Linked DNA regions of Homo sapiens: region 1 is linked to region 2. Evidence: read pairs that join two places in POLR2A ChIA-PET (ENCODE). Cell type or tissue: Panc1. All regions are shown on one strand. Each heading gives the region's core, and the rest is flanking DNA. Links, peaks and the distances in the headings are about the cores only.

Region 1 (16,095 bases), core at 3,851-11,850, 66 kb after region 2:
AATCTCAGGAGGCGGTGTCCCAGGGTCCAGGGCGACACCCCCAAGCGGGTCGCGGGTCACCCTGGGCGGGCGGGGGCGGGGGCGGCGGGAGGAGGCGTTTCCCAAGGGAAGTCCGGGACGGGTTCCCTGCCTGGCTCAACCCCGGCTGCGGAGGGACCCATAAGGGACTCTGGGGCGCTTCCCGGGCCCGGCCACAGCGGCCAACCTGCCCCTCTCCGGTCCGCGGCGCAGCGCTGCCCGAGGGCTCGAGTTTGGGTTAAGGAAGGGGATTCTGGGGAGCGCTCCTGGAGTCCTGGGTGAGCCCCCGGAGCTGCTACCTCACGAGCTCCTGTAGGCGGCCGGCCCCGTCTTGGCCTCCGGGGAACCCACTGTAGCCTCTGGGCAAGGACCCAGGGTAGGCCTTGGGGACTGCTGGCCCAAGCACGAGTGGCGGGGACACAGCGCCGGACGCCCAAGACCCTCCCCAGTCCGCCTAGGCTGGCATTTCTTGGCCCCCACCAGCGTCCGGTGGAAAGTGCTCCCCCGGATGGTCCCAGGTCTCTCGGCACCACCGGCCAGGGCGGGAGTGAGGAAGTGGTGGGACACACCTCAGCCAGGAAGACGTGGCTGTTCCCGGGCACTTGAGAGGTTCTTTCTAATGTTTGCAATTGTGGGGGCTCAGAATTCACCAGAATTTAATAGGACCGTAGACCAGAATTCATCACCCCAAGTAGGACTGGAGGAGACCAGAATCTGCTACCCCAACATAGTCCTCTTTGGCACATTGATGATTTGGAACTGGTTATGTTGAGGAACTGCAGACACCAGAGTACCTCTGAGAAAATGCCCTTTTGTAAAGGAAATTTGCACCTATAAAGGAAATGTTTGTTAGTCAGCAGATCTGTACCAGGAAGAGAGCTGTTCCCGGACAACTTTTATCACCTGGGAAACTTTTATCTGCCTCACACGGCAACCTGCGTTCACCAGACACCTCCTCTCCTCACGCTCCCCTCACTCCTCCACCGCTCCCCAGAAGCCTCAAACCCCCATTTCTTTCTGTCACTCAGAGTGACAGATAAGCCTCAATCATCGGGCTGCTGCACCTTTTTTTTTTCGTGTGTTTTTTTTTCCCCCAGAAGGGGTCTCACTCTGTTGCCCAGGTTGGAGTGCAGTGGCTCAATCATGGCTCATGGCAGCTTCAACCTCCCAGGGCACAAGTAATCCTCCCACCTCAGCCTCCCGAGTAGCTGGGACTAGAGGCGTGTGCCACCACGCCCAGCTAATTTAATTTTTTGTAGAGATGGGGGTCTCCCTATGTTGCCCAGACTGGTCTCCAATCTGGGCTCAAGCGATCCACCTGCCTTGGCCTCCCAAAGTGCTGGGATTACAGGTGTGAGCCCTCGCACTGGACCCCTCACTCACCTGGCCTGTTCTTTAAGTCTCATATTCTTGTGGGATTCCCATCTGTGAGTACATACATTAAAACAGCTTTTCTCCTGTTCATCTATTTGATGCCAATTTAATTTGTAGACTAGCTGAACGAACTAGAAGGGTAGAGGGGAAGCATGTTTTCTCCTCCCCTGCATAATATACAAATCAACATGATTTGCTTTAAAATGAGGTGGAAGCAGAAAAAAGCCCCATTCAGTCCCATCCCAGGCTGCCTTGGCTCACTGCTCCCTTCCTGGGAAGCTCTCCCGGAAGCCTCCTGTGGGGCAGGACTTTCCTAGTAAACCCTTCCCTCTCACTCCCTCCTTTGGCACCTTTTGTGGTCTGCTGGTGGCACCCACAACAGGGATTGTCCCCAATATGCCCCAGCCCTCCCCATCCCCCACACTGCCCTGCGCTCTGCCCCAGTGGGAAACCCTCAAAGACCCTCTCCAGCACATAGGGCAGGTGCAGTTGTCTTTCAGCGGCAACTCACTTATTTCTGTCTTGACAGTGTGTTTGGTGCCTACTAATTCCACCCAGAAACCAGGGAGTAAGTGCTGCCGCAGACTCAGGCCTCTTGGAGTGGTTGTTCATTCACCATTTATTTTTCCTTTTATATTAATAATCAGGGTTCTCCAGAGAAACAGAAACAATAGGAGAAATACAAATATATACACACATATACATATGCACACACATGTATATACACACATCTATATTTCTATATATTATTTATAAATATTATAAATATCTTATATATTATAAATACATATAAATATATACATAAACATGTATTTTATATGCATAATATAATACAGATATGATATATATTATACACAGCTTATATGTAATAAATATTATTTATAATATATATAAAGATTTACTATAAGAAATTGACTCATACAATTATGGAGGGTGAGAAGCTCTACAATCTGCCATCTACAGACTGGAGACCCAGGAAAGCTGGTGTTGTAGCTTTCAAAGTCCTGAGAGCCAGAGAACTAGAGAGCAGATGGAACAGATTCCAGTCCAGGTCTGAAGGCCTGAGAACCAGGAGTGCTGAGGGCAGGAGAGGATCAAAGTCCAGCTCACACAGTCAGGCAGAGAGCAAATTCAACCTTCCTCCCCTTTTCTGTTCTATTCAGGCTCTCAACCGATTGCCCAAATTGAAGGCAATCAGCATTACACAGTCTTTTCAAACATTAATCTCTTCCAAAAACACCCTCACACGCAGACACCCAGAAATAATGTTTAACCAGTTACCTGGGCATCCCATGACCAAGTCAGCTTGACACATAAAATTAACCATGGCTGGATGCAGTGGCTCCCACCTGTAATCCCACCATTTAGAAGGCTGAAGTGGGAGGATCTCTTGAGCCCAGGAGTTTGAGACTAGCCTGGACACCATAGCAAGATCCTGCCTCTACAAAAAGTTTATTAAAAATTAGCCAAGTGTGGTGGTGCGCACCCGTAGCCCAAGGTACTTGGGAGGCTAAAGTGAGAGGATCAGTTGAGCCCAGGAGTTTGAGGCTGCAGTGAGCTTTGATTGTGCCACTGTACTCCAGCTTGTATGACAGAATGTGACCTTAGTTTTATCTAAGCATGAATATATATGCCACCATAAGTTGACCCCTTGTCGACTTCACACCTACACATCTCCTTACACCATACTTTATCTCTAAAGACAATAGCAAAGTAATAATTTTGCCTAATGTGATAAAACTCTTCTGCATACAACCAAAAAATGCACTAAGCCCTTCCCCAGAAGTGGATGTAAAATTCTCCAGTGTTTACACTTCTCCTTGGTATTCCATAACTTAAATACCATAATGTAAAATTAACAATACTTAATACAATGATATAAAGTCAATATGCCTTAAGTTATGTAATAAAGGAATATGAGAGAAAAGACAACAGAGATATATACTGTATATACAAATATGTGCACAAATGTATTTAGAAAAAAATAATGAGAAAATACTCGTGACAATCTAATGCTTTATAACAGGTTGCATGGGCAATAGCTGGTGTTTGTAACTGTCTTCTTCCACTACCCACTCTGCGTTCCCTCTGCCTTCGGGAAGCATGACAGCTGGTCATGGTTCTTAACCTGATGGAGTGATACAAACCTTCATTCCTCAAGGGTCTGGGCCATTAATAGCCCTGCCTGGATTGTGTTGTAGTTTTCCATTGACCTTAATCACAAGCATGGTAAAACTAAAAGATGCCCTAAGGAATCGTTGTATTCCAGACACACTCTTCCTTACCTTCCTGGTGGAGTAGAAGTAGTCTATAGCTTCTCCTTGGTAGTCCAGATGGGTCTCCCCAGCCAATGCATAACTCTCTCTTTGCCTTTTGATTCAGAGGCATGTGGAGCTCAGCGTGGCCAGGTGGCAGTCGTAAATTCTAGTTTAATTGAATCATTGTTGTGTCTCCTGGTGGCAGCATTCCTCCCTCCGGAACTAAGACCTCTAGGTCAGCAGAGCGTAAAGTCACAGAAACAGCAAGCGAAAATTTTGCTAGTGGGCCACTTGGAGTAATAGTGCGTGGTGCCACTCCCATTTCCACCCCTTGATTCCTGGACCAGTGAATCCTGGCTATGGGAGAAACAGCACCGCATATTGGATGCTGATTTGGAGCATACACAGCTTTCTGGAGAACCTTGCCCCAGCCTGCAGAGCATTGTCCCCTAGCCAGCACTGTAACTGCATCTTCAAAAGGCGATTCCACTATTCTATCAAGTCAGCTGCTTCATGGGGGTGGGGAATATGGGAAGATCAGTCGATTCCATGAGCATAAGCCCATTGCCATGCTTCTTTGAGAAGTCAGTTCCTTGGTCAAAAGCAATGCTATGTGGAATACCATGATGGTGGATGAGGCATTCTGTGAGTTCCACCAGAAGCGCTGTGTGCAGGGAAGACAAATCTGTATCCAGACTGCCTATTCCAGTAAGGACAAAATGCTGCCCCTTCCATACTGAAGGTGGTCCAATGTAATCCACCTGACACCAGGTTGCTGCCTGATCATCTGGGGAACCGTGCCATATCAGAGCCTTGGTGCTGGTCTCTGCTGCTGGCAGATGGGCACTCAGTTGTGGCTGTAGCCAGTTTGGCCTTGTTCAGTAGGAGTCCATGTTGCTGAGCCCATGCATAATCTCCATCCCTGCCACCGAGGCCACTTTGTCCATGAGCCCATTGGGTGATGACAGGAGTGGCTGGGGAAAGGCTGACTGGTATCTACAGAATGGGTCATCTCATCCACTTGATTTTTTTGTTTGTTTTTGGAGACGGAGTCTCACTCTGTCACCCAGGCTGGAGTGCAGTGGCACAATCTCGGCTCACTGCAACCTCCGCCTCCCAGGTTCAAGTGATTCTCCTGTCTCAGCCTCCTGAGTAGCTGGGATTACGGGCACCTGCTGCCATGCTCAGCTAATTTTTTGTATTATAGTAGAGACGGGGTTTCACTGTGTTGCCAAGGCTGGTCTCGAACTTCTGAGCTCAGGCAATCCACCCCGGCCCCACTTTATGACTAAAGTCTTCTCCTGGCCGGGTGCAGTGGCTCACACCTGTAATCCCAGCACTTTGGGAGTCCAAGGTCGGTGGATCACAAGGTCAGGAGTTCAAGACCAGCCTGACTGACATGGTGAAACCCCGTCTCTACTAAAAATACAAAAATTAGCCAGGCATGGTGGCACGTGCCTATAATCCCAGTTACTCGGGAGGCTGAGCCGGAAGAATCACTTGAACCTGCGAGGTGGAGGTTGCAGTGAGCTGAGATCATGCCATTGCACTCCAGCCTGGGCGATAGAGCAAGACTCCATCTCAAAAAAAAAAAAAAAGTCCTCTCCTGCTGAGGTCATCCTTTGGTGGCCATTCACATGGGACAGAAATATCCTCACATCCTTTGCCCACTCAGAGAAGTCTGTCTACATACCTCTGTCCCAAATTTACCACCAATTTTCCTATCATGTTTCTTCCAAGTCCCTGACTATCCAGCCACAACATTGATTACAGCCCATGAATCCATATATAATTGCATGTCTGGCCATTTCTCCTTCGAAGCAAAGTGCACAAGCAGGTGCACTGCCCTACGTTCTTCCCACTGGGAAGATTTCCCTTCACCACAATCCTACTGGGGTGTCCCAGAAAAGGGCTGTGGTGCTGCAGCTGGGTACTTCTGGGTGGTGCCAGCACATGGTGCTGAACCGTCTGTAAACCAGGCCTGGGTCTTCTCTTTCTCTGTCACCTGATCATAGGGAACTTCCCATGTGGCCATGGGTGCAGGCAGGGGGGCAGAGAAGGCAGTGTAGCAGGAGTGGAGACCATGAACATTGGGTCACTTCTTTATGTAATCTACTTAAGCTTTCAGGACCTGATCAGGCCTGACCACATATAGACACTTCCATTTGACGATGGAGTGCTGCTGTGCATCCTCAGCTTTATGACGTGGTGGGGCAGGTAACATCCAGTCCACGACGGGAGCTCAGGTCACATGGTAACTTGTTGGCCCATGGTCAAGTCTTCCATCTCTACTAAGGCCTGGTAGCTGGCTAAGAGCTATTTCTCAAAAGGAAAGTATTTATCTGTGGAGGATGGCAAGGCTTTGCTTCAAATCCTCAGGGCCTGTGCTACAATTCACCTCCAGGGCCTGCAAACAGCTCCATATCACATCTCTCTCTGTCACTGAAACTTCAGGCACCATTGGATCTGCTGGGTCCTATGGCCCAGGTGTCAGAGCAGCTTGCACAGCAGCCTGGCGTGTTGTAAAGCCTTTTCCTGTTCTGGGGCCCACTCAAAACTAGCATCTTTTCAGGTCACTCAGTAAGTGGCCCAGAGTAACACATCCAACTGTGTTGCCTCCAAAATCCAAAGACGCCCTCTAAGCATTGTGCCTCTGTTTTGGTTGTAGGAGGGGCCGGATGCAGCAACTTATCCTTCACCTTAGAAAAGGCAACTCAATAGGCCCCACACCACTGGACCCCTAGAAATTTCACTAAGGTAGAAGGCCCCTGAAATTTTTCAGATTTATTTCCCACCCTCTGACATGCAAACATCTTACCAATAAATCTAGAGTAGTTGCTACTTCTCACTCACTAGGGCCAATCACCATAATGTCATCAGGGTAATACACCATTCAATACCTTGTGGAAAAGAAATGCAATGAAGTTCCCTGCAAACAAAATCATGGCATAGGACTGGAGAGATGATAGACCCTTGAGGTAGGACAGCGAAGGCGTATTGCCAGCCTTGCCAGCTGAAAGCCAACTGCTTCTGGTGGGTCTCATGGACAGGAAAATGGTGTTTGCCAGGTGAACAGCTGCATGCCAGGTACCAGTAGATGTGTTCATTGGCTCAAACTGATACAGCAGCTGCCATTGGAGTCACCAGCTGGTTAAGCCTACAATAATCCACTGTCATTTTCCAAGATCCATCTGTCTTCTGCACAGGCCAAACAGGAGGGTTGAATGGGGATGTGGTGGGAATCACCACACTTGTGTCTTTCAGGTTCTTGATGGTGGCACTAATCTCTGCAATCCCTGCAGGGATGCAATATTGTTTTAGATTTACTATTTTCCTAGGTAGAGGCAGTTCTGGTGACTTCCACTTGGTGTTTCCAGCTATGATGGCCCTCATTCCATGAGTCGAGGACCCAAATGGGGATTCTGCCAGCTGCTGTGGATATCTATTCCAATTATGCATCTGGAACAAGGAAATAACCATAGGATGGGTTTGAGAACCAATGGACCCACTGTAAGCTGGACATGGGCTAAAACTCCTTTCATCACCTGTCCTCCATAAGCCCCTACTCTGATTGAAGGGCCACACAGACATTTTTAGTCTCCTGGAATCAATGCCAGTTTAGACGCAGTGTCCAGTCATCTCCAAAAGGTCTGATTCTTACCTTTCCCACAATGCACAGTCACTCTGGTAAAAGGCCAGAGGTCCCTTTCCTTTGGGAAAGGATGGGAGAAAGGCTAACAGGATCCATTTTCAATAGTGTCCTGGGATCCTTCCTCAAGGGGACCCAGTCTTCCCTTCACTCAAAGGGTTCTGGGTTGTAAACTGGCTCAAGCCTGGGAATTGATTGAGGGGCATGAGTCTCCGTTTTGATGATTCAGGTTAGGCCTGCTCACTTGCCCTAGAACTTGTCTGCTCATACAAATCAAGTAAGGGTTTAGTAGGCTTCCCATCTAGTTCATGTCTCAAGACACCATGAATAGTTCATGCCATAGATCCACATGAGTCGGACTATTCTGATTTTTGTTTTATACCCACTGTCCATTAGAGTAACCATGCCCACCTTGCCTTTGGCAGTTGAGTGCTTCCACTTGGCCCCTGCTACCTTGGGATCCATCTACTCTTATTGCACTGAGGTTTCCCAATTTAGTGATTGCATTTCTCACGTAAAGTCTGGCCTAGACCAAAGAGTAATCACAGAGCTCTTTACGATGCTGAGGCTCCTCTTACAAACTTATTTATCAAAGTACTGGTGAAAAGTAAGATACACTGGCCCCTCCCACAGTGGGTAAGCAGGTGTTAAATAACAAATCCACCCTCACATTTCAATCTTCCTAAGTATTTGAATCCTTTTCTCTATGTTAAACCAAGGCAAGTCCAGCATTTCCAGTTCGCTGGCTGTGGGTCACCTTTTGATCCATGTTTCAGCCAACCGACCAAACTGTTAGAGCCCTCTCTAACTCCCTGAGCTGCAACATTCACTGCAGAGTCCTTGCTTAACAAGCCCATTTCAATGAATTTGGTTTGATCCAAAGTTGTGTTCCTTCCACCATTATCCATACCTTTAATATCCATTTCCACACATGTTCCCTGGATTCCTGTTTGTATAAATTAGAAAACTCAAGTAGTTCTTTTGGAATGCAGCACATTTCTTTATGGGTCACACTTTGGACCTCACCTTTAGGAGCCTGTTATAACTTGAGTTTAGTTACAGGTCTAGAGCAAAGGGTGGTAGGATGGGTCCTCAGGGGAATCAGGATTGTTTAAAATTACCTGGCAGAATTGCAGAGAAAAAAACTAAAGAGGACTTCTAGAAGTAAAAAGCTGAAAGTTTTCGATAGCTGAAGATGGAATCAGTGACATGGAATATAGACCAGAAGAAATTATTCAAAATTCACCTAGGAAGACAAAGTTGTTTTTTTTTTTAATATGAGAAAAACTAAGTGGTATAGAAAATAGAGTAAAAAAATCTAAAATGTGTCTGATTAGTTTTTTGGAAAGTGATCATTGAGATAATAGGGCAGAATCAATATTTAAAATAATAAATAGTCAGGAATTTTCCAAAATTGATAAAAGTCAGAAAGTCTGAGATTATTGAAGCACAACAAATCCCAAGCAGAAAAAAAGAGGAACCTGTAGAAACACATCCTAGTGAAATTTCAGAATCCCTGAAGTGAAGAGAAGACCTAAAAAGCATTATGGGCCTGGCGTGATGGTGAACACCTGTAATCCCAGCTACTCAGGAGGCTGAGGCACAAGAATCACTTGAACCCAGGAGGCGGAGGCTACAATGAGCTGAGATCATGCCACTGCACTCCATCCTGGGCAACACGGCGATACTCCATCTTAAAATAAATAAATAAATAGAAATAAAAAGCATTATAAAACAAAAGACAACATCCAGATTGAAGCTAGAATATAGTGGAATAAAATATTTAAAGTCTTCAGGAAAAGTGGCTGTCAACATAGAATTTTGTTTGGTTGTTTGAGACAGAGTCTCGCTCTGTCACCCAGGCTCAAGTGCAGTGGCTTGATCTCAGCTCACTGCAGCCTCTGCCTCCTCGGTTCAAGGCATTCTCCTGCCTCAGCCTGCTTAGTAGCTGAGATTACAGGTGCCTGCCACCACGCCCGGCTTATTTTTGTATTTTTAGTGGAGACAGGGTTTCACCATATTGGCCAGGCTGGTCTCGAACTCCTGACCTCCATGATCTGCCCACCTCAGCCTCCCAAATGTTTGGATTACAGGCGTGAGCCACCACACCAGGCTACATAGAATTTTATATCCTGCAAAATATCCTTTGAGAGAGGGAAAATACATTTATAGGCAAAACAAAACAGTGTTGACCACAACAAAAAAACTTCTAAAGGATATTGCTCAGGAAGCAGGAAAATAATCCCAGGAGAAAGTCTGACATGCAAGAGAAAATGGTGAACCAATAAAATCCTGACAATGTGGGTAAATCTAAGCTAATATTTACAGCATAGAGAAACTCCAGTAGTAATATTTAACTTGTAAAAGAGCAACAACAAAAACAACACAAAGATGGAACTGAAGTATTGGAAAACCATACCATGAAAGCCAGTAGTGCGATGAACACAATTAAAGTGAACACAATTAAAGCCTTTTAATCATTGTATTCTTCTGGTGGAAAAAAGACTATATATATATATACATACATATATATATATATATACACACACACACATATATATATATATAATATGATTAGCATCCATACCCAAATAATTAAAAAATGGGATGAGAGGAGCGAGAAGGAGATGACTTAATGAAACCAAGCAAAATAAAGCAAAGAAGAATGCCTAAATCTGCAACTGCTCTGCCTTCCCCTGGATCTTCCATCAGCGCGTCTGATTCCAGGGCCAGGTGTGTATGTTCAAGATGATGAGCCCATGCCCCAGCCCCAACTTGACCCTCTTGTCACTGTTATAGGCAATGGTCTGGCCTTGTGGGCTCCAGCTCATGCTCATTGGTTCCAGCTTGTCCTTGTTCTTCCTCATTTTATAACCTCCTTCCCTTCCCAAATGCCATCAGATGCAAAGATAAGAGCCATTGAGAGACCTCTTAGTCAGATCCCACAGTTTGACCCAAAAGGCCAAATCCTCTAAGCAATCCCTTTTAAACACACACACACACACACACACACACACACAAACACGCACACACCACATCATTATAGCAAGTGGAACACAAAACCAAATGAGTGCTCAGCATGGAGGAACCTTGAGGACACTATGCTCAGTGAAATATGCCAGTTACAAAAAGACAAGTACTGTATGATTCCACTGATATGAGGTCCCTAGAGAAGTCCAAAGTAGTCATAAAGACGCAAAGTAGAATGGCAGGTGCCAGGGGCTAAGGGGCGAAGGTGAAGGGTTGGGAGTTAGTGTTTAATGGGTAGAGAATTTCAGTTTGGGAAGATGAGAACATTCTGAAAATAGATGGCGGTGAAAATAGATGATTGCATGACAGTGTGAATGTACTTAATGCCACTCACTGAAAAATGGTAAAATCATAAATTTTATGTTATGTATATTTTACCAAAATTTTAGAAATGAGTTACCATTTTATACACACCAAACTGGCAAAAATTAAAATTGCGCAATATTAGGTATGGCCAAAATTGGGGATCTGCTGGGGGCAGAGGGAATGAGATGAGCATATAAATTGATACAACCACTTTGAAAACCTTTTCAGCATCATGCTGTAATGTTGAAGATGTGAAAATCTTTCACCCGGAAATCCCGCTGCTAAGTATGCACCCTAAAGAAACTCTTGCAACACACCAAAAACCTTCACATGTTCAGAGAAGCACTATTTCTACTGCAAAACCTGGAGAAAAAGAAAACAAATACTGATAGGAAATTCTGTCAGTTCCTACTGACAAGAGGAAAGATAAATGTGCAGTGGTGTGTGCATGTGACACAATGCCCTCCAACAATGAAAGATGGTGAACTACCATTGTATCCATCACGGATAACTCTCAGAAGCAAAGTACTAGGCAAGAAAACCAGTTGCAGATCTCATTTGCATAAAGCTCATAAACAACCAAAGCTAAATTATGTATAGTTAGAAATATATGCCTAGATACTAAATCTGTGAAAAAGGGAAAGAAATTAATAAACATAAAATTCAGTAGGGTGATTTCCCCTAGTGGGAATGAATGGAGATTCAATGGGCGTGGGGGTACAAACTGGGGAACTGGGCAAAATAGTATTGGCAATAATCTGTTTCTTAACAGACATTTGACCAGGCATGGTGGCTCACGCCTGTAATCGCAGCACTTTGAGAGGCCAAGGCCGGTAGATTGCCTGAGGTCAGGAGTTCAAGACCAGCCAGGCCAACATAGTGAAACCCCGTTTCTACTAAAAATACAAAAAATTAGCTGGGCATGGTGATGGGTGCCTGTAATCCCAGCTACTTGGAAGGCTGAGGCCGGAGAATCGCTTGAACCCAGGAGGTGGGAGATTGCAGTGAGCCGAGATCACATCATTGCACTCCCACCTGGGCAACAAGAGTGAAACTCTGCCTCAAAAAAAAAAAAAGTGACATTTGATTCATCATTAATGGATTTTAAAATGTGTGTACCTGAAAAGGAATAATGCAGCTATTCATGATGTCAGCAATAAAACAATATTTGTCCCAGTGTTTGTCCCAGTGTCTGTACTTTAGTTTTGATGTGAACCAGCTCTAAGATTCCCACAAGTACTCGTAGTCAGAAGGCAAGACAGAGAATTCACGAGTTCCTTGTAAAGACAGGGTGTGTAGAATGCTATAGATGGAATGATCAGCACTTTTAAGAGCCAGGTGAAGCAAATCTCTGGTGTGCTGAGGACCTTTGGCCATGTCCTCAAGGGATGAATGAGATCCCTTGTTTAGAAAAACATAAAGACTGTCTTAGTCTGTTTCGTGCTGCTGTTACAGAATACCACAGACTGGGTAACTTATTAACAATAGAAGTTTATTAGGCTCATGGTTCTAGAGGCTGGGAAGTCCAAGACGAGGGGCTGCATCTGGCGAGGGTCTCCTTGCTGCATCATAACATGGCAGAAGGCATCACGAGGCGAGACAGCAAGAGCTGGAACACATAGCCTCAAACCCTCAAGCCCTCTAATCATCATTAATCCATTCCTAAGAGTTAAGCCTCATGACCTAAACACCTCCCATTAGGCCCCATCTCCCAATATTGTTCCATCAGGGATTACGTTTCCAACACATGCTTTTAGGGGGACACATTCATATCATAGCAAAGACTTTCATGGCTCTCTTCATACAACCACCAAGCTTTCAGCAAATTCTTCAGATGAATTCCAGATGCCAGTTGTTCAAACAAGGAAAAGGTTGTTTAATATTTGTTGTTTTTCATGGTTGAACCAAGTTATAAGGCTCAGCCCCAAGGCTCACTGTGTATGCTATAAAAACAATTACCTTTTACTGAATATTTGCTTTGCCAGTCACCACACTCGAGTTTACATTACCTCAGTGCAAGATGGACACACTGATTTCCCCTTTTTACAGCTGAGAATGCTGGGGTTCAGAGAGGGCACTTGACTTGGCTGCACCACACAGCCCCTAGGAGATGGGCAGCTGAGTTGGAATCAGGAGCTGGGGTTCCTGGGGTCAGGATTTGGGAAGGGAACCCTGTTTGTGGGGCTGTTCTGCTCCCATTCTGTCCCCAGGGGCCCCAAGTCCTGCAGGCTCTCTTAGCTCCAGAACCCAGAGGGAGGCAGTTGCAGGGGGAAGGGTGTTTGGAAGAGCATGGGGAGTGCAGCAGCAGCTGAGGGTGAGACACCTGGTCTGCTTCGTCTCCTGCTTCCCTGTCTGTAGGCCTCCTTCTCCTCCCACCTCACTGCTGTCAACTCCACGGGGAATCCCCTGTGTCTAGGATGGGTCACCAGCTGCTGAGAAGTCCTCTCACTGGGTAGGCAGGTCTTCTGGAGGTGGCTCTGGGGCCTCTGTCATAACTCTAACAGGTCCGAACACAGGCCATTCACAATGATGGGGAGACACAGGATCATTGCAATAAGAACTTCCCCCGTGAAAAAGGTGGGGAGGAGGCTTATATGTCACTCTGGGTGACAGAAAGGAATGGGGGTTTGAGGCCTCTGGGGAGCCCATTCTGGTCTCCTCCAGTCCTATTAAATCCTAGTGAATTTGGCCTCCTCCAGTCCTGTTAAATCCTGGCGAATTCTGAGCCCCCTACAATTGCAAACATTGAAAAGAGCCTCTGAAGTACCTGGGAAAAACCACGTCTTCCAGGCAGAGGTGTGGCCCACCACTTCCTCACCCCTGCCCTAGTTAGTGGTGCAGGGAGACATACGCCCCACAACAGAGTGCACTGTCCTCTGCCTTGCTGTGTGAAAAACTTTTTTTATCATCCAGGACCAACATTTTCATTACATTGTTGAATGTCAACATTTTTAGACAACAAATGGCCACCTGGTGAAGTGCAGATGCTAATCAGATATGAGTACCTGCCGTACCCTTTAAAGCTTTTAAGACATGCAGCACTAGCTCCAACAATAAGAGTTTATGATTAAACAAACTTCATTAAAGGTCAGCTTCCAGAATTACATTTCAAGCTCACATCCTGGGCTTTTTGAAAAAGCACCATTTTGAATGAAAGGCTGTATATGTCAAAGATGGGTGAAGTGTCACAAGGCTTTTTTAAAAAGGGCCTACAAGATAAGATCAGTGCCCCAAATCCTTCCCAGAAAGGCAGCACCTGCTTTCCATGGTTGAAAAAGTTATTCAAAGACCCTTGTTAAAGATGGAAAGGTGGACTACTCAGGACCATCGCAATAGGTCCAGGCACCATGGCAATGGGACTTTCTGGGGTGGGAGAGATTGGGCTCCACTCTAACTACAGCCCAGGCAAGTGGGGACTGATAGCCCAGGAGCAGAGTGGGGTCCGTGGATAGAAAATCACTAAGGGGAAACATCAGGGGTGAGGGGGATTCTGGCTAAACTGCCCTTGCTGAGAACAGGCTGAGGTGATCAAACATCATCCGAGGGATGGTGGAGGGTGAGGAACCCCATCAGATATCGAGGGTGGAGTTCTCATCAAACTGACTTAACAGGGTTCTTTGCTGGAGCTGGATTTTAGAAGGAAGTGCACATATGGGCCCTAAGAAAAGCTCAGGAGCTTGACTAAAGTTCCATCAAGCAGAGAATCTTTTTTTTTTAATTTTCATTTTTATTTTAAGTTCTGGGGTACCTGTGCAGGATGTGAAGATTTGTTACATAGGTAAATGTGTCATGGTGGTTTGCCGCACCTGTCAATCTACCACCTAGGTATTAAGCCCAGCATGCATTAGCTATTTATCCTGATGCTCTCCCTCCCCACATCCCACCTCACAACAGGCCCCAGTGTGTGTTGTTCCTCTCCCTGTGTCCATGTGTTCTCATTGTCCAGCTCCCACTTATAAGTGAGAACATGCAGTATTTGGTTTTCTCTTCCTGCATCAGTTTGCTAAGGATAATGGCTTCCAGCTCCATCTATGTCCCTGCAAAGGACATGATCTTGTTCCTTTTTATGGCTGCATAGTATTCCATGGTGTATATGTGTCACATTTTCTTTATCCAGTCTGTCATTGATGGGCATTTGGGTTGATTCCATGTCTTTGCTATTGTGAATAGTGCTGCAATGAACGTACACGTGCATGTATCTTTGTTATAGAATGACTGATATTCCTTTGGGTTTATACCCAGTAATGGGATTGCTGGGTTAAATCAAGCAGAGCATCTTTGTCATCATCTCGTCCCTTGGGAGTTCTCCACGGCCTGGGAGTTCCCTGCACTAGGAAGGGATGAGGAAAGGCAGCCAGGGGCTCCAGTGTGGGGCAGAGGGAGCTTGGAGGAGCCGCTTCTCCCTCCCCAGGACAGGAGCCCTGGTACCTGGCTCTGCCTGTGGCATGGGGCAGGGCAGTCCCATAGCAGTGGGGAGGGGATGGCCAGGGTGGAGGCCAAGGGAGGGCAGGCACCAGCAATCTGAACACCCTCTGTTATCCACCTCGGCTGGGGCCCATTTTGAAGAGGGTGTGCAAGATTTCATCTGCAAAATGGAGGCTGCTGCTTTCAAAGGTTTGAAAGTCCCTGCTGTTTGAGGAGAAGGCAGGGATAGATGAGACCCTGGAGGCATCGCAGACTCATCCAAAGAGCTTAGTTTGACCTCAGGGCAAGGGCATCCTGCAAGGGTTCAAGAGGGGAGTGACTTCCTTCCTCAATGTATGGATGTTGAATGTGCACCTCTGATTTCTCCTGCCCCCTCCCATCTTCTGCCCACCCCAGCCAGGTCCAGAGTAGGAAGGGGCACATGCCTGTGTTCTGGGGGATAAGACGTCAGTGTGGTTGGAAGCCCAGGAAACTAGTTTTAAAGCTTCATTTGCATAGAAAATAATCTACCTCTCCTATATTTTTAACATTTTACTAAAATTTGTTTCTAAATGAGTAGTACAGTTTTTATTATGTGTTTCAGAACACATTACCTACTGTCTGTCAAGAGAAAATAAAGTATATCTGTTGCCAAATGCAATTTTATTTCCAGAAAGGTGGCTCTGATAGAATGGACCTCACTGAAGCCCTCCCCTAAGGCTAGGACTTTGCCCTCCTCCACTCCCACCCAACAAAGAGGAGTCTCTTCAGGGGTGAAGATAATCAGGATCATATTTTTTTTCATTGCTTTGAAAAGGAGAAAAGTGAGAAACATTATTCCACTTAGAATAAGTTTTTGAAGACCTAAAATTCAAGGTTTTGTTCACAAGTCTTTTTTTTTTTTTTTTTTTTTTTTTTTTTTTTTGAGACGGAGTCTTGCTCTGTTGCACAGGCTGGAGTGCAGTGGCGCGATCTCAGCTCACTGCAAGCTCCGCCTCCCAGGCTCAAGCCATTCTCCTGCCTCAGCCTCCCGAGTAGCTGGGACTACAGGCGCCT
Region 2 (16,095 bases), core at 3,445-11,444:
AAGAGAATAGGAAAAAAGTAGAAAGCCCAGAAATAGACCTAGATATATATATTTGACACATGATAAATGCAGCATTTCAAATCAAATAGTGGACTATATCAGCTTGAGTATCTATTAGTGGTGTTAGGATAATTAATATTTGGGAAAAAACTAAAATACTGCCCTTACTTATCTCATTATACCAAAATAGTTAAAGTTTAAAGTTAAATATTAAGAGGAAGCAATAAGCATCTCAGAAGAAAGGTAGGTGAATAGTTTATAAGATTTTTCTATCCCTCCTACCAAAAGTGACATTTTTTAAAAGGAAAAGACTGACAAATTGGTAAGATTTAAAATGATGAGACTATGTAGAGTTGTAAACATTCTTACATTCAGTTCTCCCAGAAGCCTACAGAGAGCCATTACTCAGAATTCCAGGAATATCAAATGGAAACTTACATCCTGTTCTGCACATTCACAATTGCCAGAAGATGAGATGATTCAGTGTCCATTGATGGATGGATGCAGAAAGCAATGTGGTCTGTACAAAAACATGGAATACTTTCAGCCTTAGAAAGGAAAGACATTCTGACACATGCTACAACATGGATGAAGCTTGGGAACATTCTACTAAGTGAAAGAACCCAGTCGTAAGAGGACGGATACTGTCTGATTCCACTTAGCTGAGGTCCCTGGAGTAGTCAGATTCATAGAGACAGAAAGAATGATGGGCACCAGGGGCTGGGAGAGAGAGAATGGGCAGGTAGTGTTTAATGGGGCCATTGTTTCAGTTTGGGAATATGAAAAGTTCTGAAGACAGACAGTGGTGATGGTTGCATAATAGTGTGAATGTACTTAATGCCACTCAAGTGTACTCTTAAAGATGGTTAAATGGTCAATTTTATATGTAGTTTACCACAATTTAGAAAAATTGACAGAGAAACTGAAGCTTAGGTATGAGTATACTCACAAAAAGGCACAGAAACTCATGCTTCACTGCTGCCTTTATCCTAAAATGTCCTATAAAATGTGGGAAACCCTGTAATAACTCACTCTGTGAGCACAAATTTGGATCGAGTGAGAAGATACTTGACTTCCTTCCTCCAGGCAGCCCATGGTTTAAGTTTTTATCTTGGACAAGATATCTTGTGTCTCTTCTCCTCAGTGTTCTGCTACCCATTTATCTCAATATGCTTCAATGTATTTGTATGAAGATATGTCTGTATCCATTATGATCACCTACACATATTACACATAGAAGGGGGTATGTGTTATAAAAACATATCTATACATGTCTGTGTATTTTTGTGATGACCAAGTCTATAGTCAGACACCATGATACACATTTATTATATCAGCTGGAAGAGCTCATTCCATATCATTGTGGAAATATCCTAGATTGCTAAAATTCAGTCATAATCCTATTCAATCCAGTTCTGAGTATTTGTTGGGTACCAACTGCAAGACATTCCATCCAGTTGTAAGCAACTGAAATTTGCCTTGACTTTCCCCAACAGCAAAAAGGCAGACATGCGTGTTCTGGCTACATCAAGGTGGAAATCGGTCCTGTGTTCTCTTCTAGGGATCTGCTGGAGGAAGGAAAGGCCACGGTTCCCTGCCTGGCAGAAAAACTTACCAGCGAGCTCATCACACATATCTGTGTAAGCACGGGCAGAGCTGTGGGTTCTCTAAAAAGAATACTACGACCGCAGAGCTGAACCTTGCTGGCTTCTTAAACATCACTGTACACACAGATCTTCTGAGGATCTTGTTAAGATGCAGTTTCAGATTCTGTGGGTCTGGAGTGGGGCCTAGAATTCTGCATTTCCAGCAAGCCCCCAGACAATGTGGATATTCCTTTTCAGGGGACCACAGTCAGGGGGAATGCTGATAGACTATATCTACTGGGCCAAAATAAAAATTAAAATCTTATGCACAAGCTACTAACTCTTCCTTTCTCATTGACAACCACTATTATAATGTCTTAGTCATTCTAATGAACATATTTTTTAACTTCTAAAAGCTTTGTAAAAGCTCTCTGTGGTTCTTTTTAAAAGTCTGCCTGAATATAGTGTCTTCCTTTTTCAAATTTTCTTTTCTTTTCTTTTCTTTCTTTTTTTTTTTTTTTTTTTTTTTTTTGAGACAGAGTCTCACTCTGTTGCCCAGGCTGGAGTGCAGTGGTGTGATCTCAGCTCACTGCAACCTCTGCCTCCTGGGTTCAAGCAATTCTCCTACCTCAGCCTCCTGAGTAGCTGGGATTACAGGTGCCCACCACCATGCCTGGCTAATTTTTGTATTTTTAGTAGAGACAGGGTTTCACCATGTTGACCAGACTGGCCTTTTTCAAATTTTCAACTCAGCACCAGAGTGCAAGGTCTTCCACGTGGTCCCCAGGAATGCGGGTGCATAACAGGGTTGTTTCCAGCCGACCATGATGAGTGCAGAGCTCTCTGGGGTCCCACTGTATGCAGAAAGAGGATGCTTCCTTATTAGATTCCCCACCTCGAGCAAGCCCATGGGGATTGATTTTTTGCCTCTGCACCAAGTCAGGTTCATAAGTTCCCGTTCGAATTTTCTTACCTAGACAGATGCCCTTGTGGCTGAGCCGGGCTTCATTGCTGCCTTCTCCTTGAGCCCCTGCCTGGCCACTGTTACTGGGGCTGGCCTCTGACTACCCCTCACTAACTTGTGAGTCCACCGATACATTTAAAGGTGCAGCTTTCACATGTCAGCTGGCATTTTTAGATGTTTGCCGTGGAAGGGTGAGCCAGCATATGGCGTCAACCGTATTGTTAAAAACATAAGTCTCTGATCACTTTTTATTGATTGCAAGCAACATAAAAGTTGTTGAATCTCAAATTGCTCCAAATGCCACTTTTTCAGAACCTACTAGACAAGTGGATCTCTCCAGTCTCCCTCCAGAGAGTTTACCTAATATGACCACAGAGGAACTGCTCCCGGGTCACTCTGCCGGGGCCTAGGACCCATGCACAGTGGGTGCCACAGTGCTGCTCATGAGGCTGCTGTCGCAGGAGTGGGGAAGGGGGAAGACCTGGGCAGAAAACAGTGCCCCCAGTGTGTGCCCCCCTGCACCTCCCCCGGGTCTGGAAAAGCTTCCTTTTAGAGGAAGCCAGGAAGTCAAATGGCCCACACAACTCCTCTGCAGAGGGAGGCCCGGGACCTCCTTTTCATTCTCTGTTCATCTTTACACATTTCCATTATTTTCTCTCCATTTTCCTCAGAAATCTCTGCCCCTGTTAGAAAATCAAATCAAGGAGACTCACCAGAGAATAACAGAGGAGCTACAAAAGTATGGTGTCGACATACCGGAAGACGAAAATGAAAAAATGTTCTTCCTGATAGATGTGAGTGTTGCCAGCTGCATGGAGCTGGAGAAGCACATGTCATGGTCAAAAAAGGGACCCTGGGCCTTATGCACTTCCTTCTTCACTCCCCCAAGGCTGATCCAAAGACATCTGGCCCGTAGCACTCAAAGGGTGGACAGGGCTGAGGGAGGCAGGGCAGGGAGTGCAGATGTGGGGGTGGAGTCAGCAGCGAGGGATGCTCAGGCTGCGTTGTGCCTACTCTGTCACGAGCATCACCCAGATCCCTAAGGCAGTAAGGGGTGGGATAGGATTTTCTAGTGCCAAAACCTCTTCTTTCCCCTGATCCACAGTGTCCCATAAGAAAGCAAAGAATGACTCCCCACCCTCCACATAGGCACGGCCTCCAAATGACCTTGACACTTGGATTTGAAGTCTATCCACTTATACTGATGTTTTTCTTCTTGACAGAAAGTTAATGCCTTTAATCAGGACATCACTGCTCTCATGCAAGGAGAGGAAACTGTAGGGGAGGAAGACATTCGGCTGTTTACCAGACTCCGACACGAGTTCCACAAATGGAGTACAATAATTGAAAACAATTTTCAAGAAGGTGAGTGTCTTAGTCCCTTCTTTTGGGCTGCTACAACCGAATACCTGAGACTGGGTCATTTATAAACAGTAGAAACTTATTGCTCATTGTTCTGGAGGTGAGAAATCTATTCTTAAGGAATCAGGAAATTTGGTGTCTGGTGAGAGCTTGTTCTCTGCTTCAAAGATGGCACCTTCTAGCTGTGTCCTCTCATGGGATAAGGGACGAACAAGCTTCCTCGGACCTCTTTTTTACAGGGGTACCACAGGCATACCTCAGAGATATTGTGGGTTCAGTTCCAGACAAAAAGAATATTGCAATAATGCAAGTCATATAAACTTCTTGGTTCCTGGTGCATAAACAGTTCATTTATGCCCTACTGCAGTCTATTAAGTATGTAATAGCATTAGGCCTAAAAAATATGTATGTACCTTAGTTTAAAACACCTTATTGCTAAAAAATTGCTGGTACAGAAACAAAAAGTGAGCATGTGCTACTGGAAAAAAATGGTGCTGATTTGCTTGACATGGGATTGCCACAGACTTTCAATTTGTAAAAAATACGGTATCAGTGAAGTGCAATAAAACAAGATATGCCTGGAATGCCATTATGCGGGCAGAGTGCTCATAACCCAATCCTTCCTAAAGGTCTCCTCTGTTGATACCATCACACTGGGGATTAAGTTTCAACATAGGAATTTTTAGGGGACACCAACATGTAGACCATAGCAATGAGTCAATACCGTGGTAAACCTGATACGTTGGCTTAAGACAGAGAAGAGTGGGGCAGTTGGGGAGGATGGTCAGGATAAGGAGCTAGTGACAACTAAAGCCATGTTTGCTCTCTTCTATATCACTGAACCCAAATGACCATCCACTGATGAATTGATAAACCAACTGGCTTGTGTCTGTGTGTAGCGGTTGGCTTTGGCTGTCATAACAAAGTACCACAGACTTGGGGGGGCTTAAACAGTAGAAATTTATTTTCTTACAGTTCTGGAGGCTGGAAGTCCAAGATCAAGATGTTGGTGGAGCTGGTTCCTTCTAAGGCCTCTCTCCTTGCCTTGCAGATGGCCTCTTCTCATTGGGTCCTCATGTGGTTGTCCCTCAGTGTGTGTGTCCTCATCTCCTCCCACAAGGACACTAGGCAGATGGGATGAGGGCCCACCCTAGTGACCTGATTTCAATTTAATTACCTCTTTGCCTGTCTCCAAACACAGTCAGATTCTGAGTTTCTGAGGGTTAGGACTTCAACATTGGAGTTTGAAGAGGTCACAACTCAAGCTCAGCCCGTAACACCAAGTCCTGGAATATTTCCAGCCACAGACAGGCACAGAGTGCTGGTCCACAGCACCCCATGGATGAACCTTGAAAATGTCATGCTGAGTGAAAGAAGCCAGCCACAAAGGCCACACGGTCTATGATTCCATTGATAGAAAATGGCTAGAACAGGCAAACCCAGGCAGGCAGAAAGCAGAATAGTGGCTGCCAGGGGCTGGGGAGGGAAAAGTGGGAAGTTATCACTGATGGGTGATGGATGTGGGGTTTGGGAGTTATGTCTGGGGATGGTCGCACAACTTTGTGAATATACTAAAATTCACTCACCCATACACTTTTTTTTTTCTTTTTCTTTGGAGACAGGGTCTCACTCTGTTGCCCAGGCTGGGGTGCAGTGGCTCAGTCTCGGCTCACTGCACCCTCTGCCTCCCAGATTCAAGCGATTCTCCTGCTTCAGCCTCCACCTCCCTAGTAGCTGGGATTATAGGCACCTGTCTAATTTTTGTATTTTTAGTAGAGATGGGGTTTCACCATGTTGGCCAGGCTGGTCTCGACCTCCTGACCTCAGGTGATCACTGGCCTCAGCCTCCCAGAGTGTTGGGATTACGGGCGTGAGCCACTGTGCCTGGCCTGAACCATATATTTTTAACAGAGTGAATGTTATACTATGTAAATGACATCTCAATTAGAAAAATCCTTATGGGAAAATATTTCCTGACTAAAAAAAGTGTTCTAGATTACCACTCAAAAAGGAACTCAAACCCTCTGAACTTCTGATGGGGCTAACTCTCTCTAGTGTGGATTGTTGGGAGTACAAATCATTCCAAAAGTTTAAAGAAAAATGCAGCATCTTACACAGTGAACAGTGCTACTGTATCACATTCATACAAGTTGATGTGCCTGGTTTACTCTGTTATCCCATTTGACTTGTAAACACTTTCTACACATGGCAATACTTTCGACACATGAATATGTGATGTATTGTTAATTCCAGAAAGTGTTCATGCTCATTTCTAATGGGCATGCAGTTGAGGGCAAGGAGTGTATTATGGTACAATTTCTTTGGTAAAACTAAAATTGGATTCACAAAACTTCATACTCGAGTACGTTTTTAAGAAGGGGTCTTGGCCGGGCACGGTGGCTCACGCCTGTAATCCCAGCACTTTGGGAGGCCGAGGCAGGTGGATCATGAGGTCAGGAAATTGAGACCATCCTGGCTAACACGGTGAAACCCCGTCTCTACTAAAAATACAAAAAAATTAGCCGGGCGTGGTGGCGGGTACCTGTAGTCCCAGCTACTTGGGAGGCTGAGGCAGAAGAATGGCGTGAACCCGGGAGGCAGAGCTTGCAGTGAGCTGAGATCACGCCACTGCACTCCAGCCTGGGTGACAGAGCGAGACTCTGTCACAAACAAACAAATGAAAAAAAAGGGTCTTACTCGAAGTTTCTGCGTATGTGGGTTCCTGGCATCGTACCTGGCTCTGCACTCCCCTTCCTGAGATGACTAAGGAAAATTATCTTCAGATCTGGTTTTGTGTGTGTGTGTGTGTGTGTGTGTGTGTGTGTGTGTGTGTGTGTGTGTAATCCCTGGATATTTTTAGTTTACCAGTTAGATTTGATTTGATACCACTTTTTCTTGCCATTTATATTTTCAGAAAATTTAGAATGGTATTGTGTTTAGAAAAATGTGCAAGATTATTTTTGTAAAATAATTTAGAGGGTTTTTTTTCCTGCTATAGGCCATAAAATTTTGAGTAGAAAAATCCAGAAATTTGAAAATCAGTATCGTGGTAGAGAGCTGCCAGGCTTTGTGAATTACAGGACATTTGAGACAATCGTGAAACAGCAAATCAAGGCACTGGAAGAGCCGGCTGTGGATATGCTACACACCGTGACGGGTGAGTGCTCAGTTTCACCTCTGAGCATTGATTTCTAAAGAAAGGAAAGGTTCGAACCAAAGCCAGCACCAAACTTCAGCACTTTCCTCCTGGGGTGCATCCCACACCAACGAGCAAACCTCTCATTCTCCAGATGCCAAGTTGGTATTCAACAATTCAATTCAATTCTGACACTAACTACCCTCAGTCAGTGTGGACCCCATAGCTTAAGGGCTCAGTTCCACAACACTGGCCCCAACTACAAATGCCGGTCACAAGTCCCAGACCTCCTATTCTTCTGATGGACTGTTTATAAATCAAGGTTCTTGCGACCCATTCCTCAGGTCAACCAAGAACTCTGGAACACACTTCACTGACATTTACTGGTCTATTAGAAAGGATTTGATAAGGGGCACAAATGAAGCTGTTGGAGAGGCACATAGTAGGGGCCTGAACACAGAAGCTTCTGTCCCCACGGGGTTGGGGGCACCATCCTCATGGCACAGAGATGTGGTCATCAACCAGGGAGCTCTTGGAACCTCACCGCGGAGAAGGTTTTATGGAGGCCTCATCATGAAGGCATGATGGAGGATTGACTCAATCTCCAGGCCCTCCCTCCTCTGTGGAGCTGGAAGTTCTAAGTTTCTAGCCAAGGCTTGGTCTTTCTAGTGCCCGGCCCCAATCCTGAAGCTATGTAGGGGCCCACCAGGCATCATCTCTTCAAAACACGAGATACTCCTAAGGCTGGACATTCCAAGAGATGTAGGGGCTCTATGTTAGGAAATGGGGACAAAGACAAAATATTTATATTTTTCCTATCACACCACACCTCCCCCCTGCTCCACTGCTATGCTGGCTTCACACTCAAAATCGGCTGTTTATTTGAAATCTCCGAGGAGTAAAGCCAATGGTTCCATAACTGCACGTGTAGATGTGTTTGGAACCTTTTGGAGTGCTGTAGGAATCTAGGTGTGTCACGGATAGGTAGGAAACTAGATCCTACTGTGGATCCACTCCCTTCTTGAAATGCTTTGCTTTCTTGGTTTTCCAGGTATTAAATCTCTATTCTTCATCCTCTCCTTGACTGACAGTATCCTTACTCACACTTCAGCTGCCTCATCTTAGCAGTAATTAATAATCACTCATGGATCCATGAACTAAGGAGCTGGAGATAGCCTCAGAACAGCTCATTCAGAGGTGTATTTCCAGTAAAATTGACCTTTTAGCCCTGATAATCATATACCAAAACCTGCAATCATGTTGTTTTGGTCCATTGTAGACTCTTAACTCATTCCAGAGGAAAGTTTATAATACTTAGAGCCTTATAGTCATAAAAATCAACATAGATATACCTATTTCTTTTTCAGAAATGTATGACATGGAGATCAATAAGAGGTTTTCAATCATAAAGATACTATACCTTGTATTACAATAAAATTCTGTGAGGAAGTAGAATAGAAATGAGTTTCAAAAATAAAAGATAAATAATATAAATTTTTTAATCTAAGAGCTTGTTCTTGTATTTTTTTCAAATGGATAATGTAGACACTCAAATTCCATTGATATATTTAAGAGTGATTTGACTTATATTAAGAGTTGTATTATAAAATATTAATATTTATAATTTAAAAGAAATTACATTCTTTGCAGCTATTTAGGATAAAAAGTTTAAATATCAAATAAATGTATGCCAGGGGTCATTTGCTTTTAAGATTCTTCCAGCAAATTATTAAGCAAAAAGAGCATGCCTTGCTTTTTCATGGTAAAGAGAAGAAGGGAGCGGGGAGAGGGGAAACTTTACTTCATACCATTTGATCCTCATATTTTTTTGCATCTTAAGAAGAGAACAAATGATCCTACCAATATTGAACTATTTTTCTCTCTTTGATTAGATATGGTCCGGCTTGCTTTCACAGATGTTTCGATAAAAAATTTTGAAGAGTTTTTTAACCTCCACAGAACCGCCAAGGTAAAACCAACCATGTGTTGTTTAAAAAAAAAAAAGAAAAGAAATTAAGCTTGACACTAGAAAATAGATTTCTTGGATGAGGATTATTTCAACTTTATTGTATACTTTTAGAACAGCAAATAACATCACTCACTAGTGCTTCTTCTGATGTTACCGGTGATGTCTGGTTAAAAGCAATAAAGGAGGGAGTGCTTAAACGCACAGAACAAGAGATCCACAGTTAGCGGAGAAGATTATCACATCTAAGGGCAATGGCTCCAAATCCAGAAACTCACTGAGGAAACTACATATAAAAATAGAATATTTCTGGCCCGAGTGGGCATGATGAGCCTGTAATCCCAGCACTTTGGGAGGCTGAGGCCGGTAGATGACTTAAAGCCAGGAGTTTGAGACCAGCCTGGCCCACATGGCAAAACCCCATCTCTACTAAAAATACAAAAAAGTAGCTGGACGTGGTGGTGCATGCCTGTAATCCCAGCTACTTGGGAGGCTGACACTTTAGAATTGATTGAGCCCAGGAGGTGGAAGTTGCAGTGAGCCAACATTGCATCACTGCACTCTAGCCTAGGCGATGGAGCGAGACCCCGTCTCAAAAAAAAAAAAAAAAACAAACAAAAAAACTTTCCATCCAGAGTGAGGAAAGAGCCTACAGGAAATGAGCCTGGGGGACAGACTGGGCCAAGAGACCAGACTTAGCCACTCTTAGAAATAGGTGTCCCCGGCACAGATGAGGAGCCTGGCCCCATGATTCACCAGCTGGAGGCCTTGGGATGTGCCACTTCCAGCCTGTGCCCCTGACTCCTCATTCATAAAAGAAGACTGATAAGGCCTTCCTCAGAAGGTTGAGATGGACGTGGAGTAAGATGTTTAGGATGCACCTGCCACTGTGCACTGTGCCTCTCCTCAAGGCCTGGAGGGTCCAGGGGTGAAGTTTCTCCTCCTCAGGTTTTGGCAACCAGTTTCTCTAAACCCCGGGAACATAAAACATAATTTTCTGACTTAAACATGGCTTTCCTGCTCATCCCTGTGGATTATCTGATGGATATGACAATCCTCGCCATCAGATATAGAAGCCCCTAAAAGAGAAAGGAAAGAAGCTGAGTTACGGGGCCTGAAAGCAAGCCTGTGCAGGTCCCCAGGCCCCGGGATGGGGGTCCGGCCCATCTGTGGCTCAAGCCTCCTGGGAAGCTCTGACCCTCAGCCAGGGCTAGAAACCTGCCTTAGATACACCAGGGCGCGGCCCAGAGGGCTGTTCCAGGAAACGTGCTGTTTCACTCACGTTGGGTAACCTGGTATTTACGGACTTCTTACCTACTTTCCTGTGACTCAGGAATTTGTGTCTTGAGGGAAACTGTATTTATTTATTTTTTACTGTAGTCCAAAATTGAAGACATTAGAGCAGAACAAGAGAGAGAAGGTGAGAAGCTGATCCGCCTCCACTTCCAGATGGAACAGATTGTCTACTGCCAGGACCAGGTATACAGGGGTGCATTGCAGAAGGTCAGAGAGAAGGAGCTGGAAGAAGAAAAGAAGAAGAAATCCTGGGATTTTGGGGCTTTCCAGTCCAGCTCGGCAACAGACTCTTCCATGGAGGAGATCTTTCAGCACCTGATGGCCTATCACCAGGTACGTCTTCGCGTGGTTCAGGATGCCAGCTTCCATTCTTTCCTTTTCTTCTGAACGCCTCTCTCTTTAGTCTTGCTCTCTCTGTAGGTGACGTTGGTCAGCTCTGTCGTTTACCTCCTTGTTAGCCTCCTGTATTAGTCCATTTTCATGCTGCTGATAAAGACATACCTGAGACTGGGCAATTTACAAAAGAAAGAGGTTTAACGGACTTACAGTTCCACATGGCTGGGGAGGCCTTCTACCATCACGGCAGAAGGCAATGGGCACTTCTTACCTGGCGGCGGTGGCAAGAGAGAGAATGAGAGCCAAGTGAAAGGGGTTTCCCCTTATCAAACCATCAGATCTCATGAGAGTTACTCACTACCATGAGAACAGTATTGGAGAAACTGCCCCCATGATTCAGTTATCTCCCCCTGAGTCCCTCCCACAACAGGTGGGAATTATGGGAGTACAATTCAAGATGAGATTTGGGTGGGGACACAGAGCCAAACCATATCGCCTTCGTAGAAGCAGCTCAACCTCAGACAGAGAGATGGTGGCTTAGAGCCAGTGACATCTGGTTTTGATGGCTGTCTAGCTCTGGCCAAGTTACTTAACCTCTCTGAGCCTCAGCTTTCTTTGTAAAATGGTGTCTCCTCATAGATTCTAGTGCATATTCCAGGAGACGAGTGTGGATGATGATAATGGATTGCTAATGGAAAAACCAAACTCTGTTAAAATATTTGAAAGAGGTTTATTCTGAGCCAAATATGAGGGACCATGGCTCTGGGAACAGTCTCAGGAGGTCCTGAGGAAGTGTGCCTGAGGCTGTCAGGATGCAGTTTGATTTTATACATTTCAGAGAGGCAGGAATTGTAGGTAAAATCATAAATCAATACATGGGAGGTGTACTTGCCCTCCCTAAAGAGGCAGGACACCTTGAAGGAGGGGGAGCTTACCGGTCATAGGTGGGTTCAGAGATTTTCTGGTTGACGATTGCTTGAAAGAGTTAAACTTTGTCTACAAACTTGACATCAATAGAAAGAAATGCCTGAGTTAAGGCAGTGTTAGAGGCCAAAGGTATGTAGATGAAGACTCTGGGTAGCAGCCTTCAGAGAGAATAAATGGTAAATGTTTCTTTTCAGGCCTTAGAGGCAGCAGGCTCTCAGTTAATCTCTCCTAGATTCAGGGAAGGCCTAGAAGGGGAGAGGTCTGACTGCATTAATGGAGATTCTCTACAGGTGCAAATTCCCCCCCCACAAAACATGGCAGGGCCATTTCAATCTGTTGGTCCTGTTACAGCCGTTTCAAAATATGTCCACAAAATATATTTTTAGGTAAAATATTTGTATTTCCTTTAGGGTCTGCAATCTGTCTTGTGATGCTATACCAGAGTCGGGTTGGAAAGTAAGCCATTTTATACTGAGTTCATGGAAACTCATCCAAGGAGATTTCATGGTTTGTGGGGTGTGTGTGACTTAACCCCTGCCTCACATGACTTTATAATATGGTATCTTACTACTCCAGAGTCTTTTTGGCCAACCTTATGATCTCAATTTCAACCTAAACTCCAAAAGGGCCTGGCTTCTCTTCCTGTTACGGCCAGGAATTCAGATTTTCAGGTTTCTCTGGGGTCCACTTGGCCAAGAGGGGGTCTGTTGAGTTGGCTGGAAGGCATAGGATTTTATTTCTGGTTTACAACAATTTCCTTAGTGCAGCATTGGAATGCAATGGTAGCAGACTAAATGGAAGCTATCGCGTAGACACATGCTTTGGTTGATACTGCACGATTCAGTTAACCTGAAGTACAATCTAATTCATCCTAGGGAAGGAGGCAGTGAACACAGACACAACTCAGGTAGAGCCCTTGGGATGTGTAAACACCTGAGGAGGTAAAGCAAATTGTAATCTCTCGGTTTATCAGATGTCCCCATTGCCTTACTATTTGGATGCTTTAAAGCAGGGCCTCTCAAACTCCACCCAGCACAGAGGCCTCCTGGGATCTTGTGGAAATGCAGATGCTGATTGCAGGTCAGGATGAAGCTGAGATTCTGCCTTTCTTTTTTTTTTTTTTTTGAAACCGAGTCTCACTCCATTACCCAGGCTGGAGTGCAGTGGCACAATCTCAGCTCACTGCAACCTCTACATCCTGGGTTCAAGCAATTCACCTGCCTCAGCCTCCCAAGTAGCTGGGATTACAGGCTTACCTTGCCACCATGCCTAGCTATTTTTTCTATTTTTAGTAGAGATGGACTTTTACCATGTTGGCCAGGCTGGTCTTGAACTCCTGACCTCAAGTGATCTGCCTGCCTCGGCCTCCCAAAGTGCTGGGATTACAGGCGTGAGCCACCATGCCTGGCCTCTGCATTTCTAACGGGCTCTCAGGGGTCACCATACTACTGGATAGAGGCCACACTTGGAGGAGCAAGGCTCTAAACCGAGGGTCAACATCCATTCCTCCAGACACTGGGAGCTGCATGCACGTGAGTGAAGCCAGTTAAGGGGAAGACAGGCATGCACATCAGCTTCTCCTGCAGCCAAGCTCACACCTGTCCGCTGCTTCCACTGCCTCCTAGAATGAACAGTTACCTTGAGAGTAGGTGAGGCATATACATGCACAGAATCCAAACAATAGGATGAGTGACAATGGCAGAGGAGTCTCCGAGCCAAGCAGCTCCCTGGACAGAAGCAGCCCTTCTCCGGGTTCATTTCTGTCCTCCGAGGCTGACTCATGCACTCAAAAGCTCCCATGCATATACATTTTATAATGGTTTTTACACAAAGGTTAGCAGAGGAGTGGACGTGCTGCTCTGTACCCTGCCTCTTTTGCTGTACCTGGGAGATTGTTCTGCCTCAGTTCTGATGGGGCTGCCTTGTTCTTTTCAATGGCTGCTGAGTATCCCATTTTATGGATGTGGTATATTGAGCCAGCTCCCTTTAAGCGAACAGTTTGTTTGCAGTCTTTTGCTAATGCAGGTGTGTTGCTGTGAATAGGTTTGTTTGTATATCATGTATCTGGAAGCATCAATTCCTAGAAATGAGATTCCTGGTATATTAGGATTGTGCAGGGAAACAGAACCACAGATATATGTATGTAAAGAAGTATATTTCAGCCAGGCATGGTGGCTCATGCCTGTAATCCCGGCACTCTGGAAGGCTGAGGTGGGTGGATCTCTTGAGGCCAGGAGTTTGAGACCAGCCTGGCCAACATGGCGAAACCCGGTCTCTACTAAAAATACAAAAAAATTAGCTGTGCATGGTGGCCCATGCCTATAGTCCCAGCTACTTGGGAAGCTGAGATATGAGAATTGCTCGAACCTGGGAGGCAGAGGTTGCAGTGAGCCAAGATCACACCACTGCACTCCAGCCTGGGTGACAGAGCGAGACTCCATCTCAAAACAAACAAACAAACAAAAAACAAAACAAAACAAAAAACAGAAGGAAAGAAAGAAATATATGTATATTTCAAGGAATTGGCTTCTGCCATTTTGGGAGCTGGCAAGTCCAAAATCCCAGGGCAGGCCAGCAGGAAGAGCAGGCCAGAAATTGCAGCAGGAGCTAAGGCTGAGTCCACAGGCGGAATTTCTTCTTTTTAGGGAAACCTCATTTTTCTTCTTAAGACCCTCAACTGATTGGATGAGGCCCATCCACATCATTGAGAATGGTCTCCTTCACTTAAAGTCAGTGGGTTACACATGTTACCCACATCTACAGAATACCTCCGCAGCAATACCTAGATTCGTGTTTGATGGAATCACTGGGGACTCGAGCCTAGCCAAGCTAACACATGAAACACACCATCACAGCTGGGGAAAGGATGGCTTATTTTAGACTGATAAAGATGACCCAGAGAAGGCCTGCTCCATCCACACTGGCCGCTTTAGTCTGCACTAAAGTTGTTGGTTTTTTTTGTTTGTTTGGTTTTTTTTTGGTGACAGAGTCTCACTCTGTCGCCCAGGCTGGAGTGCAGTGGCGCAGTCTCAGCTCACTGCAACCTCTGCATCCTGAGATCAAGCGATTCTCCTGCCTCAGCCTCCTGAGTAGCTGGGACTACAGGCACGTGCCACCACACTCGGCTAATTTTTGTTTTTTCAGTAGAGACGGGGTTTCACCATATTGGCCAGGCTGGTCTTGAACGCCTGACCATGTGATCCATCCGCCTCAGTCTACCAAAGTGCTGGGTTTACAGGCGTGAGCCACCACGCCCGGCCTTGTTGGGGTTTTTTGACAGCCTAATAGGTGAAAATGACATCTCATTACAATCTTAATTGGCATTCTCTTATGACAACAAGCTGGTACATCTTTTTGTGTGTTGAGGGTTATTTCTATTTCTTGCTCAGCAAACAGTTCATCCAGGAAGAGCTTCTTGGTGAGATAGTAGACCTCTGCGATTTCTGTTGCAGACGATCTACATTTTGTCATTTGCTTTGTCATTTTTGTCTATGGTGGTTTTAGACTATGCGTAAGTTTTCTAGAGCAGAAACTCAAGTTGGATTTGGGCCTCAGTGGTTATTGCCATACTTTAAAAGGACTTTGTCTCCCTGAGATGATAAATGAGGTGGACAATATTTTCTTTAAGTAATTTCTTATTTTAACTGTTACATGATACCTTTGGCCCATTTGGAGTTCTTTGATGTCAAGAATGAGGCAGGATCCAGATGGCAGCAGAGGTCCCAGTCCCATCCTGGAAGGGTCGTCTAGTTCCCACTGGTACTCCACACGCCCACTCAGGCACTCACTTCCCCTCTGCGTTGGGTCTTGTCTGCAAGACTCTCTTATGTTTTACCATCTAGTGCAGCCAGCACCCCCACATCACCCTCACTTTTTCTTTCTTTAAATTGTGCAGAAATATTCATCATGTCTATTTTGCCATCTTAACCATTTGGGGGTACATAGTTCAGTGGCATTAAGTACATTCATATTGTGCCAGCATCACCAGCAGCCATCTCCAGGACCCTATCACCTTCCCACACTGAAACTCTGTCCCCATTAAACACATTCCCCATTCCCCGCCCCTGAATCCCTGACAGCTACCATCCTACTGTCTGTCTCTGTGAATTCAACTAACCTAAGTACCTCATAGGAGTTGTGACTGGCTTGTTTCATGCAGTATGATGTCCTCATCCAGGTGGTAGCAAGTGTCAGAGTTTCACGCCTATTTATTTATTATTATGAGACAGAGTCTTGCTCTGTCGCCCAGCCTGGAGTACAATGGCGCGATCCCAGCTCACTGCAGCCTCCCCCTGCCTGGGTTCAAACAATTCTCCTGCCTCAGCCTCCCATGGTGTGCCGCCACACCTGGCTATTTTTTGTATTTTTAGTAGAGACGCGGTTTCACCACGTTGACCAGGCTGGTCTGGAAATGCAGTTTTTGCACTGTCTGCCTGCTTACCTTTATAGAGCATATTTTGCCCTCTTCCATCAGAATTACCCATTTAATGGTCAGGAAAAGCTGCTGGGAATATGACTCATA

Evidence for each region. ChIA-PET counts read pairs that join two places held together with the same protein. Peaks named below come from ENCODE experiments on the same cell type or tissue, not always from the same donor. Only the 100,000 strongest peaks of a DNase experiment are listed, where the experiment ranks them.
Region 1: POLR2A ChIA-PET joins it to region 2 with 14 read pairs; 2 of 35 experiments call an interaction of 5 or more read pairs at or near these places.

What each region holds. Positions count from the first base shown.
Region 1 is chr21:41,508,186-41,524,280 of GRCh38, forward strand. No RefSeq gene overlaps it. Among named protein-coding and RNA genes, the nearest start is that of TMPRSS2, 8.1 kb to the left of the region's middle. RefSeq lists a promoter at 1-463, enhancers at 1-950, 10,892-14,231, 12,887-13,906, 12,942-13,121, 13,182-13,829 and 1 more, cis regulatory regions at 65-91, 2,262-2,267, 10,647-10,652, 11,302-14,178, 13,493-13,597 and 7 more and silencers at 2,231-2,324, 3,238-3,297, 10,588-10,661. In Panc1, for the core only: no CTCF peak of the experiment used is centred there; no DNase peak of the experiment used is centred there; H3K27ac peaks cover 2,462 bases.
Region 2 is chr21:41,442,227-41,458,321 of GRCh38, forward strand. It overlaps MX1 (MX dynamin like GTPase 1), which reads left to right. Exons shown (of 17, transcript NM_002462.5): 11 at 1,562-1,640; 12 at 3,222-3,344; 13 at 3,774-3,915; 14 at 6,911-7,069; 15 at 8,941-9,017; 16 at 10,395-10,643. Among named protein-coding and RNA genes, the nearest start is that of MX1, 24 kb to the left of the region's middle. RefSeq lists enhancers at 9,969-11,168, 15,964-16,095. In Panc1, for the core only: no CTCF peak of the experiment used is centred there; no DNase peak of the experiment used is centred there.